3 separate regions of the Homo sapiens genome follow, and regions 2 and 3 are each linked to region 1. The links are chromatin contacts, found by Hi-C or POLR2A ChIA-PET in ENCODE. All regions are on one chromosome and are shown on one strand. The core of a region is the stretch at or near the end of the contact, and the rest is flanking DNA. Distances in the headings are between cores, read along the strand shown. Region 1 holds the start of NEK7 (NIMA related kinase 7). Region 2 holds the start of ZNF281 (zinc finger protein 281). Region 3 has its middle 66 kb from the start of LINC00862.

Region 1 (3,910 bases), core at 362-2,861:
CCATGTCTCCCTACCCTGCTTTATTTTTCTATGACTCACCATCTGGCATAGTAGGTATTTATTGGCTTTTTTTTTTTTTTGGCCTTTCCGACTACAATATAAGCTCTATGACAGCAGGCACTGTATATCTCGGTGAGCTGTTGTATCCTCATTCCTTAGAACATTGCCTAGCCCATTTATGAATATTTGTTGAGCCACATGAATCAAGGCCTCCTTTTGAGATCGTGAACGTTTTCATTTATTTATTTATTTTTTTGAGACGGATTTTCGCTCTTTCACCCACGCTGGAGTGAAGTAACGCGATCTCTGCTCACTGCAACCTCCTCCCCGCCTCGGGTTCAAGCGATTCTTTTGCCTCAGCCTCCCCAGTAGCTGGGATTATAGACTCCTGCCACCACGCTCGGCTAGTTTTTGTATTTTTAGTAGAGACAGGGTTTCGCCATGTTGGCCAGGCTGGTCTCGAACTCCTGACCTCAGGTGATCACCCCCCCCCCCACTTGGCCTCCCAAAATGCTAGGCTTACAGCCATGAGCCACTGCGCCCGGCCATTTTTCTTTTTAAAAATAAACTTTCCAGATCTTAATTTCATGGCTTTAACATTTTAAATGTTTGAGGTATAATCTACTCATTCTTGGCTCTAATCTTTTTGTCAGGGAAGTTAAACTAGTGAGAGACCTATGAACAACAGCAACAATTTAATGAGCACGTCTTATATGCCAAGCTTTGTGGTTAAGCACTTTGCTTTATCTCACTTAATTCTAACTATGGTCCTAGAGGTTGGTATTACAACTAATCTCCTTTTACAGAGAGTTACTGAGACTTGGAGAGGTTAAATAACTTGCAGCCAGGTCACAAAATTAATCACTGAGTTGAGACGACAATTAAGGTATGGCCGACTCCATACTGCCTCCTAGCCGTCTCCTCGAGTAGTTCATGCCCTGTTAACTTAAGTCGTGAAGCTGCTGGTGTCAAAGCATTCCTTTTGCAGTTTCGTGTACTAGGGTTCTGGGTGATTTTGCACATATTTATTTCAAAGATCCTCCGTACCACACCAGGGAGTTTACCTTCTGGAATGTTGTTGAAGCCCCTGTCCTCTATGCTGGGACACTTTCATGCAACGTTTGCTTAGCCAGACTCAGGAAAACGCCTTTTTTTTTTTTTCTCATTTCCCTGCACTCCACATTAAACACAGAGGTAGTTTAAATCACCTGGTAAAAGAAGATGGGATCACAAACGCTGTGGTCCAGAAGGGAACATCAGTAAGTCGGTTCACCGCTTGCAAGTGGGGGCACTTACATATAAATGAAGAAAAAACAAGTTCTTAAAAAGCAGCCGACCCTGGGTTCTTAAAAAGCAGCCGGGGAAGAGGGCTCAGGGGACCGGACGCGGTGCCCCGCACCACGCTAGGCCTGACAACCGGAAGAGAGGGGCCAGGAGGGGCTCCTCCAGAGCGACTTCGGCTCCAGTAGGGAAACCGCCGAGGCTCCCCCAGCTCCAGGGAGCGCCGGGGACGCAGGCGGGAAGCCTCCATCGGGCAGCCGGCCTGGACTCACGACGCGGGGTGGGGCCGGCGCCCGCCCCGCCCCTCTCCTCGGGGATGCCGGGATGTTTACACTCCTGACAGCGGCGGCAGCAGGAGGAGGATCGGGAGTCGCGGGAGGATGGGCCGCCGCTAGGCTCGCACTCCGGACGCGCCTCGCAGTGCGCAGGGTGGGTGCCCCGCGCCTGCAGCGTCCGCCGGGGCGGCGCGGCGGGAGGTGGCCGACAGGCTCCGGGCCTCGCAGCCTCAGCCCCCGGCCCAGCGCGCTTTCCGACGGCGGCGCCGCGCCGAGCCACCCGCCCGCCCAAGGTCTCTCGCGGGCGGGAGAACGGAAAACTCCCAACTTCCTGGTGAGTCGCTGCCCAGGGTTCAGGCGCCCGGACCGGGCAGCTCCTGCCGGGAGGGGCCGCCTGCGGGAGTCGGGCCGGGAGAGGGAGGTCGGGACCGCGCGGGGCGGCCTCCGGGATACCCTCGCTCGGGGTAGGTGGGGCGGGGCGCGCTGCGCTCGAGGCGGATGGGGGTTTCGGTCTTGTTCGTTGGCAGCGGTGGGAGGGGGCGGCAGGAAACTTCATACCTGGCCCCGGCTCTAGAGGCCCGAGGCCGCCAAGGGCGCCGCGGTAACTAAGAAACTCCGTGGCCACGGCGGCGGCGGCAACAGGTCTTTGGTTTCGGGACCCGAGGAACTTAAGCGAAGTCCCGCCTTCCGGCGGATGCTCATTGGCGACGTCGGTTATTTATCTCTCGCGGATTGGTGAAGTCCGTCTGTCAGGATTCGGCAGCAGCCCGACTTAGGAAAGTGAAGTGCGCTGGGAGAGAGTGGGTGGTGGGAGCCGGCAGATAGGGGAGAATCCGAAGTGGCTTCAGAAGTACAGGGAGCGTGAGAGGTCTGTCGGAGAATGAACTTGGGAGAGACTCGGGATTACAAAATGTCGGAGAGAGGGATTGCGAGGCAATAGCGAACATTGCTGGTGATGGTGGCAATGGAAAAGAAATTGAAAACTGAGGCCAAAGTCAGAGAAGGGTAGCCAAAGGAAAACAGAGAAAAGTGACAAGACCGTATGACCGCAGAACAGTGTAAGGAAGCGAGCACAACCTAGAGGATGCTGCCTTGAGAGCTAAAGAACTTCTGTTGCCTCTGTTACACTGTAGGCCTTCACTCCTAAAACCGCAGCATCCTCTATTTAGTCTTGCACTGGGAGCGTACTGGGGTCGCGGAGAGATGATGTATCGTGTTCTCACCTTGCTGTAGTCCTCACTGGGGAGAAATGCTAAAAAATATACTTAGTTTACAGTAAGATACATGTTACTGTCCTTGCGCAATTCTGGTGACTGAACTGAAAATCAGAAATACACAGAAATAAAATGATTATTCTCCTTTGAGGTTACTGAGCTCAAGGATGCAATTGAAAACACCACATTTCCATAGTTTGTAGAGCCTAATGTACCCATCATAATGGGAACCACTGTTTCTAGTTCCTCCTCCAAGGAATTTACAGTTTCAAGGCTATGCACACTCCCTCCAGGCGACAGCAGTATGTCTTGTCAGGTTGCATTAGAGAATTAAAGTACAGAGTATGTGTATTATAAATATGTTCTGTTCAGGACCTTGAGCTGCTGGTGGTGTGGTCGAAGAATGGCATAGTCCTTGCACTCAAAAGCTACAGTATGTTTGGGACAACCGGTCAAACCCTGAAAACGGTGAACAGTAAAACAGGAGATACAGTTAACCCTCTAATGCTTTGTGGCAACTCTTGTTGAATGGCCGCTGAGTATTCTTGGTTTGTAACACTTGGTGATGGCCAAGTGCTCTTGAAACAGCTAACTTAAAATCTCAGCAGTTATTTTATTTCCAGAGGAAGGAATTCTCTCTCCCTCGGCGAGATCCAGTCCACAGCTTGCTTCACTCTTAGAACAGCGGCATCCTCTATTTGGTCTCGCACGGGGAACTTGCTGGGGTAGGGGAGAGGTGTTAGAGCTTTGAAAAAGCTTTGCCTCTCGGAGGAGTCAAAGGGGCAGTAACTGTATGGGGTGAGAGGAAGGCCTGCGAAATAAAAAGGCAAAGGAACCGTTTGAGGAGGCTAGTTGCCTTCTCGGGGCCGGTGTGTGTGCGGGGGTAGTGTTAAGGGGGAGGAAGGAGCCCGGGAGCCCGGAGGACCCTCCCGGAGGTGCGGGCCTGAAATTCCGCTGGGTGCCGGGAGGCTCCGCCCTCCGGAGTACTGACGGCCTTCGCAGCCAATGCGCAGCCAGGACCTCGCGTTCGGGAGGGCGGGTACTTCCTACTCCAGCCCTGGGCTCGGAGAAGGCCGCGTTAGTTCTTTTTCTAGGGATGTCTGCGGAAGGGGCGCCAGGCTGAGGGCCAGCCTGGAGAAA
Region 2 (3,910 bases), core at 937-3,436, 2.3 Mb after region 1:
TCTGATTTGTTGGAGTATTGATCCAAAATACTTTGTAAAACCTCATCAGGAATTCCAGACTTGTCATGACAAGATTTAATTTCAGCATTTAGAGCTGAGGAGTCAATAAGTGACAATGGTGCCTCATTGTCCAAAACACTGACACCTGCAGACTGAATGACAGACTGTTGGGAGACCATGTGTCCTACGTTTATAGAAAAGGCACTGTTGCTGCTGGCAGTTGGTAAATATCTTCTTTTCTTTGAAAACTGCATGGCATCATCATAATTACTACTTATCTGACCTTGTTTGCCACTTGTACTTTGGAGAAGACCAATGGTCTCCACACTATTATTTGATACTATGCCAAGTGAGCCACTTGGTTTTCCAGACAAGGATTTCTGTCCTACTATGTCTGGTAATGGTGACACAAAGTTAAGGTAGTTTTTATCTGTATTCTTTCTGCTTCCTTTCTTAAAGATCAATTTTGGCACCCTCTTCTGCAGTTCATCTATTCCAGTGCCAATTATGCCTCCACTGGAAGACACGGTAGGCATTTCTACTGAGTAACTCTGCATGTTTATATTATTTGAAATTTGCGATTCATTTGTTTTACCGGTCTTCTGTTCCTTATTTTCAATAGCTATGCTTTTTGACTTTGTTTTTCTCCTTGAAGAACTTGTATTTCCCTGAGACAACACAGCCAGATTACCCATATTGGTATGGTTTGATGACCCAGGTTCTGCACTAGTGGCTCCTTTAACTATGACTTCACCACATGTGCGCCTGTGCTTCAACAATCTATCAGTCCTTGAAAAATACTGTTGGCAAGTGTCACACTTATATGGCTTTTCTCCACTATGTGTCCTCTTGTGTCTCTCCATATGGTACTTCTGAATAAACTTCATGCTGCACTGATCACATCCAAATGGCTTCTCTCTACTATGAATTTTCTCATGTCTCTGTAGTAGGTATTTCTGAATGAAACCCATACTACACTGGCTGCACTGGAAAGGTCTTTCTCCTGTATGAATGAGGACATGTCTCCGCAGGTGATAGGAGCTTCGGAAAGCAGCACTACAGTGATCACAGATATGAGGTTTCTGACTTGGGGAGAGGATGGCACCTTCTCCATCTCCAACCAAAGAAGGTTTGGAAGATGCACTTGGCTTCCTCTTGGCTTTGATTCCCTGAGATTCTGGCTTTGGCCTTTTTGCCTTTTTGACATTAGTGTCCTGCTTTGGCTCCTCAGTGCCATGGTGGTCATCAGTCCTGCTACTGCTGCTGAGTAATACGTCACGGTGGTGCTGGGCTGGTTGCTGCTGGACATGCTGGTGGAGAATACTGAGGTCCTGGATGACGCCGTGACTCCCCCCTTCACCGCCTCCTAGGCCTGGAGACCTCTCTTCAGCTCCAGCGAACAGCCCCCCATAGTGGTGGTGGTGATGGTGGTGGTGGGACTGCTGCTCCTCAGGATCCGCGGGTTTCTCCTGTTTGATGCTAACCAAAGACTGCAAGAACCCCCAGGAGGTCCTCTGCGAGGGGAAGGCCGCGGCTGACGCCGCCGGCTCCTTCTTGAAAGTCATGTCCGGGGCTGGCGGAGGGGGGGGCTCAGCGGCCGGGGCTGCGGAGGTAGAGGAGGATAACACGCATTGCGGGGGAGGGGCGGCCGACCCCGCCGGCCGGGTGAAGCTGGTGACCGGGGGAAGACGGTGGTTGAACATAACCATACCCTGGGGAAAGGTGGGTTCCATCTCTGCCCTCCTGCCGCTGCTGCCGCCGCCGCCGCCGCCGCCACTACCACCGCCGCCGGAGCCGCTACCACCGCTACTGCCGGTACCTCCGCCGCCACTCAGGAACCCACTGCCGATTTTCATACCCCGGAGGAGGCCTGGCTGAAGAAAGGAGGAGGAAGAGGGAAGAGGGAGGAAAGGAGGTGGAACCGGGCCCCGGGCCGGGACCACCGCAGCGCTAAGGACCCCGCCGCGCCGCCGCCCAGACCGCAACGCGCCCAGCACTAATTCCCAGCCCAGTCGCCTCCGGCACCGGCACGCATGGTCCTGCGACTCTTCCCCAGGCCTCGCCCTCTCCCTCCTGGACCCACCGGCAATACTTACGGGTCCCGCCGCCGCCGCAGCCGCCGTCGCCTCCAGTTAATAAAAATAACGCCGTCCTCTCCACAATGGAATTAAAAGCCTCCCGTGTACTGCGCAGCCGCGGCGCAGTGTCTGCTGGGAACTCCTCGACCCGGCCAGAGGGGAGGGCTAAGGAGCCAGGGCGCCTGCGCCGCAGCTTCCGCCCGGCCTGCCTGTCAATCACTGGGGCCGTTGGGCGGAGGCGGGGGAGCAAGGGCAGGGGAGGCGGGGATTTGGAGCCCTGCTAAAAAGGGGCTTTCGAGGCGAACAGGCGTGATTGGTGGGCTGCACTGAAGGAGATGAAAGTGGTTGAGGGTTTCTGGGGGAAAGACGCTCAGGAGGTGGAACCCAAGGGGCGGGAAGTTACGGGGGACTGTACTACAGCGTGGCGTGGGAGATGCAGAGAAAGGGGCTGGAAGAGAAGGTGAGGGAAACTGAGGATTCAATGTTAGGGCTTTCTTCACTCTAGGTTTTGCAATCCAGGTCTTGAAATAAAATTCAAACCTAGAAGTGGATCATTGAGGGCACTTTTGATTCTATCAAGAAGCATTCAACTCCAAATGCTCAACATTTATTAAAACAGGTGCTTATGTTATCCCTTTGAATTTGGAAGCACTAATAATGGGCGCATATCCTTTGCATTTATGGGAGGAGCCTGCTTTGAAACCGCAATTAGTGGTACCGTTGCAACAAAAAAAAAAAAAAGAAAAAGAAAAAAACTTGTCTTACTGCCAACCTTCCTGAAGGCTACTGGAAGAGGAAACCGAGCGTAATCCAGGTGCAGCAGTCCTGTAAAACACGCCCACACACATACTTCATTATCATTACATCTTATTTAAATGCCCCCGTACCTTAGCCTGGCTAATCAGTCTGTTTGCCACGTTATGAATGCCTGGCCCTTTATATTGTTTATGAAAAATTAACCACCAGGCCATTCTAAGAGCTCTGCTAGGATCAACTCTTTCCTCGCCAGTACAGAATACCGAGAAACTCATTGCAAATTTAGAAATTTTTCTTGTAAGGGAAAATTATGAAGTAAAATCTTAAAATCAAAGTTATATCAACAAAATCAAACAACAAATATTTATTCAGTGTCTAATGTACACAAGGCACTCGATTTCATGTTAAGCATGCAGAAATCTAAACCAGACACTTTCCTAGCAAAGGATATTTATAAATGAGAAATTTTAAATAAAAGAACTAGAACTATGACAACAGCTTATTTACATAGTATGTTTTCTTAATGAAGTTACATGTACATCACAATGTTTCTAGCTAAATAACTTCTCATAATTAAATAATAAATTCTCTGGGAAATTTCACAATCGAAACCATAGGGATTATTTACTAATACTTATGGACCTCTCTCAGCCTGCCCTAAAAATTTTACAGACAATATTTAATGAGAATTTTGAGATAAGAAGAAATTGCTTTTTTTCTAATCCCATGAAACAACATGTAAGTATTCCACCACTTAAACTGACACTTTAATACTGTCAAGTATAGTTGTGATATTGTGAAATATATATTTGGACTTTGAACCGTTTTGTGGCATACAACTGCTAAAAATCCTTGGAATCTGCAAAGTAATAAATGTCTTTTTGTATGCTAATGAAGCGACTGATGATGGCTGGCAACCCCTAGGTAGCTTCAGGATGGGGGCTGGTCACCGGAAAGACCAAGGCAGGATTAGAGTTTGGGACTTTCAGTCCCACCCCCCGACCTCCGGGGAGGAGAGAGGGATTGAAGGTTAAGTTGATCTTCAATGGCCAATGATTTAATCAATCATGCCTGTG
Region 3 (3,910 bases), core at 699-3,198, 2.2 Mb after region 1:
CTATAGCACACTTCCTTCTCCCTACCCCACATATGAAGGCACAGAAGGTAACATGGATGCAAGTATGAGATTATGCATTAAATTTCTCCCATATTCCTCACAACACTTAGCAGAGAACTAGATAATAAATAGATGTCCAAATAAGTAATAATTGATTGATTAATTAATTGATCAACTGATGGCCCTTCTAAAGTTACTAATTATCTGAGAGAAGCTGGACTCATAATGCAAACACTTTGTTCCTGTTTCACCCCAGGAGATTATCTTACATTTCAAGGGAACTTCACAGATTGAACTGGACTATGAAAAATGAACCAAAACAAGCTGGCAAATAGTTCTCAAATTGTATTCCACCCACAAAATTTGCATTGCTTCTGTTTGTCAAATGCCACCAGGCCCTTCATATCTATCATCTTCTCCCACATAGAATAGCCTGAAACTGTGAAGTTGTGTGTGCATACATGCTTTCTGTTACCTAATAATTATGAATTTTATGGAAACTTTCTAAAGGAATACAAATAATAGGCAAAATCTGTCTCATCTAAGCCCATCTAGTGATTGTTTTGTTTGTTTTTGAGACAGAGTCTCGCTGTCGCCCACGCTAAAGTGCAGTGCCATGATCTCAATTCACTGCAGCCTCCGGCTCCTGGGTTCAAGCAATTCTGCCTCAGCCTCCCGAGTAGCTGGGACTAAAGGCGTGTGCCACCACACTCTACTAATTTTTTGTATTTTCAGTAGAGACGGGATTTCACCGTGTTAGCCAGGATGGTCTCAATCCCCTGACCTTGTGATACACCTGCCTTGGCCTCCCAAAGTGCTGGGATATAGCCACAATGCCCAGCTATAATTATTTTAAAGTTGGATGTTTGACTTCTTTAAGATTTAAACACAGGCTTAATTTCATCACTAAGAATTACTAGCATCACATCATATACCCCATTAAACAAATGAGTCTATCCTGAGACATTTACAATCATAAACCATATTAAGACCTAGAGTCTGCTACTTAAAATTCTTTTTTTTCTTTTTTTTTTTTTTTTTGAGACAGAGTCTTGCTCTGTCGCCCAGGCTGGAGTGCAGTGGTGCGATCTTGGCTCACTACAACCTCCGCCTCCCGGGTTCAAGTGATTCTCCTGCCTCAGCCTCCCAAGTAGCTAAGACTGCAGGCATATACCACCACGCCTGGCTAATTTTTGTAATTTTATTAGAGATGGGGTTTCAACTTGTTGGCCAGGCTGGTCTCTAACTCCTGACTTCAAGTGATCTGCCCACCTCAACTCCCCAAAGTACTGGGATTACAGGTGTGAGCCACCGTGCCTGACCAGCTACGTAAAATTCTCATATTTGAATTGGCTAGACATGTTTAAAGAAGAAAAAAACTATCCAGTGTGCATAAAAATTGTAGCATGCCTCTGCATCCATGCTTCTCATACTTTCACAGGAAATGAAAGTGATACTTAATTATCAAAATAAAAATCCACAGAATCTACATGTGCAAAACAACTTCCTTTTTCTGTTATTCTCAGTCACCTAAGGACAAGAACTGAAAGAGATCTTTTGGCTGTTGGTTCCAAGAAACAAAAGTATTTTCCTATTCAGAATAAGTAATCTCTTAGGGTAACTTATATACTATTTAAACAATGATACTATGTAGTAAAATAAAATACTAATCGCCACTCAAGAAATTATATTTGATTTGATATGGAATATGTAAATGCCTCTGAGTCAACCAATAATCAAGCTCTGTGCTTTTCTCTCCATGGTGCTCAACTTCTAACAAAACGTTGTCTTTCAATTTTTGTGACCTCAAAGTCCAGGACTGCTGATTCAATCTCACGCTACTCCTCTACGAATATTTTAGGGCAGTTTGATGGGACATTATGTCCACAATCTATCCAAGCCAAATCAAGGTTATTGACAGGATCTCACATAGATAAATTTCACCTTTAAAAGTTTTCCACCGTCAGGAAAATGGGGCTGCTACAGGCTGGTGTTTATGCTGCCACCTCTCGGCCTTATAAGGAAATACATCTCAGGGAGAGGAAAGGAGAATTCTTGCTGCAAATTATATTCCTATTGTATTTATGTTAGGGCCCATGAATGCTTCTTAAATGGGGAAAGAGGAGCTCACAGCCTGCAGAATATTATGAAAGCCTGAATCCTCTCTCCAGAAAAAAAAAACACATACACAATAGTTTTTTGTAGATAAATTTGGACGTCTTGAAGCCCATCCATGTCCCACTTTCTATACTACAAATTCAGCAGAGCAACCTCATTTTTCGTGTTGTGACAAAAATTCTGTAAAATGGAAGAAACTGGACATTCTGGGAGGATGGTTAGAATATAAGATACCAATAGCATCTTATTCAGAAGAAAAATTTTGACATCAAATGATTTTTAGTTCAAAATTAGTAGTGTGTTGGGGGAAAAAAAAACCGATAAACTTTTCCCTGCAGCCAAGAATGTTTGGATTTTGTTTCAAAGTTAATCAATTGGAAAGGCTCTCTGGGAATTCTGGGTGGTATTTCCAACAGAAACATTATGCTTTTGACACCTCTATTGTTGATATGTTAAATCCTCTGGCAGTTGAGTTTTGGATCAAGTAACTCGGTGGGTCTGCTGCACGTGGTCTGTTTATTTGTTTAGCTTATAGAAATGTCTTCTGTGTTCCTATGAATATTTTTGCAGCACAGGTTACACAGAGCTGTCAGCTGCCTCCAAGTGTTTTAAGGACGGATGCTTGACTTGTTTAAGATTTAAGCACAGGCTTAATTTCATCACTAAGAATTACTAATGGCACATAATATATACCATTAAACAAATACATCTATCTTGAGACATTTTATTGTCATCAGCCATATTAAGACCCAGAATCTGTTTTGTGTGTGTGTGTGTGTTTTTTGTGTTTTTTTTTTTTTTGAGACAGAGTCTCACTCTGTAGCCCAGGCTGGAGTGCAGTGGCGTGATCTTGGCTCACTGCAACCTCTGCCTCTGGGGTCCCGGTTCAAGCAATTCTCCTGCCTCAGCCTCTTGAGTAGCTGTGATTACACGCATGCATGACCATGACCAGCTAATTTTTGTATTTTTAGTAGAGACGGGGTTTCACCATGTTGGCCAGGCTGGTCTTGAACTTCTGACCTCGTGATCTGCCTGCCTCAGCCTCCCAAAGTGCTGGGATTACAGGCGTGAGCCACTGTGCCTGGTCAAGACCCAGAATCTTAATATCTCTACTTAAAATGCTTATATTTGAACTGGCTAGGTTTGTTTAAAGGTATCAATGGGAGAGCATATCCCAGTGCTCTCCAAATCTGGAGGCCTCCTCATTCTCCCCAAAATGAAGTCATTCTTCCCATTTCCTACCTAGGGAAAAGTGTCTGGCTGAGTCGTTGGAGCATCTGAGAAACTGCTTGAACTAATCCATGCAGTCTTCCACTCTAATGGCATGATTGGCAGATACCTAAAGAGATATCGATTGGTCCAGTTCATCCAACACACTGTTCCTTTTGCCTGTCAGTGTGACCAAGGTATTAGCCCAGTAACACTTGAAACCCCTTACACTTCCCTTTCATAAAATTAGCACTCTCTTTATGAGTTCTCCCAAATATCTGCTGCATGTTAACAGAATAAACAATTTTTTTACATGTACAGTGACAGAACCTGGTCACTTGGTCTGCCTAGAGGAACAAGCAGTTCTCCCATCCTCCTTTTTGTCCTCATTAAGTTTCATTTTTATCTTTGCTGCTACTCTCATAACTCTCATATTATTCCATCAACATGCAATATTTTATCTTGGAAAGTAGATCATCATTATTTTATGGGAGAAAAAAGGTTTCTCAGTGCCCTGTGAGTGTTACTACCAGCTAAGAACAATTGAACAGACTCCTAACTGATGAAGCAGCGAGCCCTAATA

The links. Hi-C counts contacts between places; a loop is a spot of excess contacts on that map. ChIA-PET counts read pairs that join two places held with the same protein, here RNA polymerase II (POLR2A). Pooled maps may share reads with other maps.
Region 2: a loop to region 1 is called in a map of naive thymus-derived CD4-positive, alpha-beta T cell, with 19 times the contacts of the local background. The contact joins the promoter of ZNF281 here to the promoter of NEK7 in region 1. A Hi-C loop is called at or near these places in 3 of 168 maps with a recorded cell type or tissue (CD4-positive, alpha-beta memory T cell and naive thymus-derived CD4-positive, alpha-beta T cell), 2 of 37 single-sample maps with no recorded cell type and 12 of 50 pooled maps.
Region 3: a loop to region 1 is called in a pooled map, with 4 times the contacts of the local background. The contact joins the enhancer-like site here to the promoter of NEK7 in region 1. A Hi-C loop is called at or near these places in 2 of 37 single-sample maps with no recorded cell type and 3 of 50 pooled maps. POLR2A ChIA-PET finds 5 or more read pairs at or near these places in 1 of 52 experiments (BJ).

Annotation. Positions count from the first base shown.
Region 1 is chr1:198,155,387-198,159,296 of GRCh38, forward strand. It overlaps NEK7 (NIMA related kinase 7), which reads left to right and starts at 1,612. Exons shown (of 10, transcript NM_133494.3): 1 at 1,612-1,890. RefSeq lists enhancers at 798-857, 2,288-2,337, 3,877-3,910 and a silencer at 1,448-2,047.
Region 2 is chr1:200,407,850-200,411,759 of GRCh38, forward strand. It overlaps ZNF281 (zinc finger protein 281), which reads right to left and starts at 2,187. Exons shown (of 2, transcript NM_001281293.2): 1 at 2,097-2,187; 2 at 1-1,874. The coding sequence starts at 1,856. RefSeq lists enhancers at 1,436-2,013, 2,014-2,591, 2,592-3,169, 2,716-2,765, 3,441-3,910 and a silencer at 2,196-2,375.
Region 3 is chr1:200,305,668-200,309,577 of GRCh38, forward strand. No RefSeq gene overlaps it. Among named protein-coding and RNA genes, the nearest start is that of LINC00862, 66 kb to the right of the region's middle. Within about 2 kb of position 1,949, at least 2 of the 41 ENCODE cell types and tissues checked have a DNase peak (open chromatin) inside an H3K27ac peak, as active enhancers do.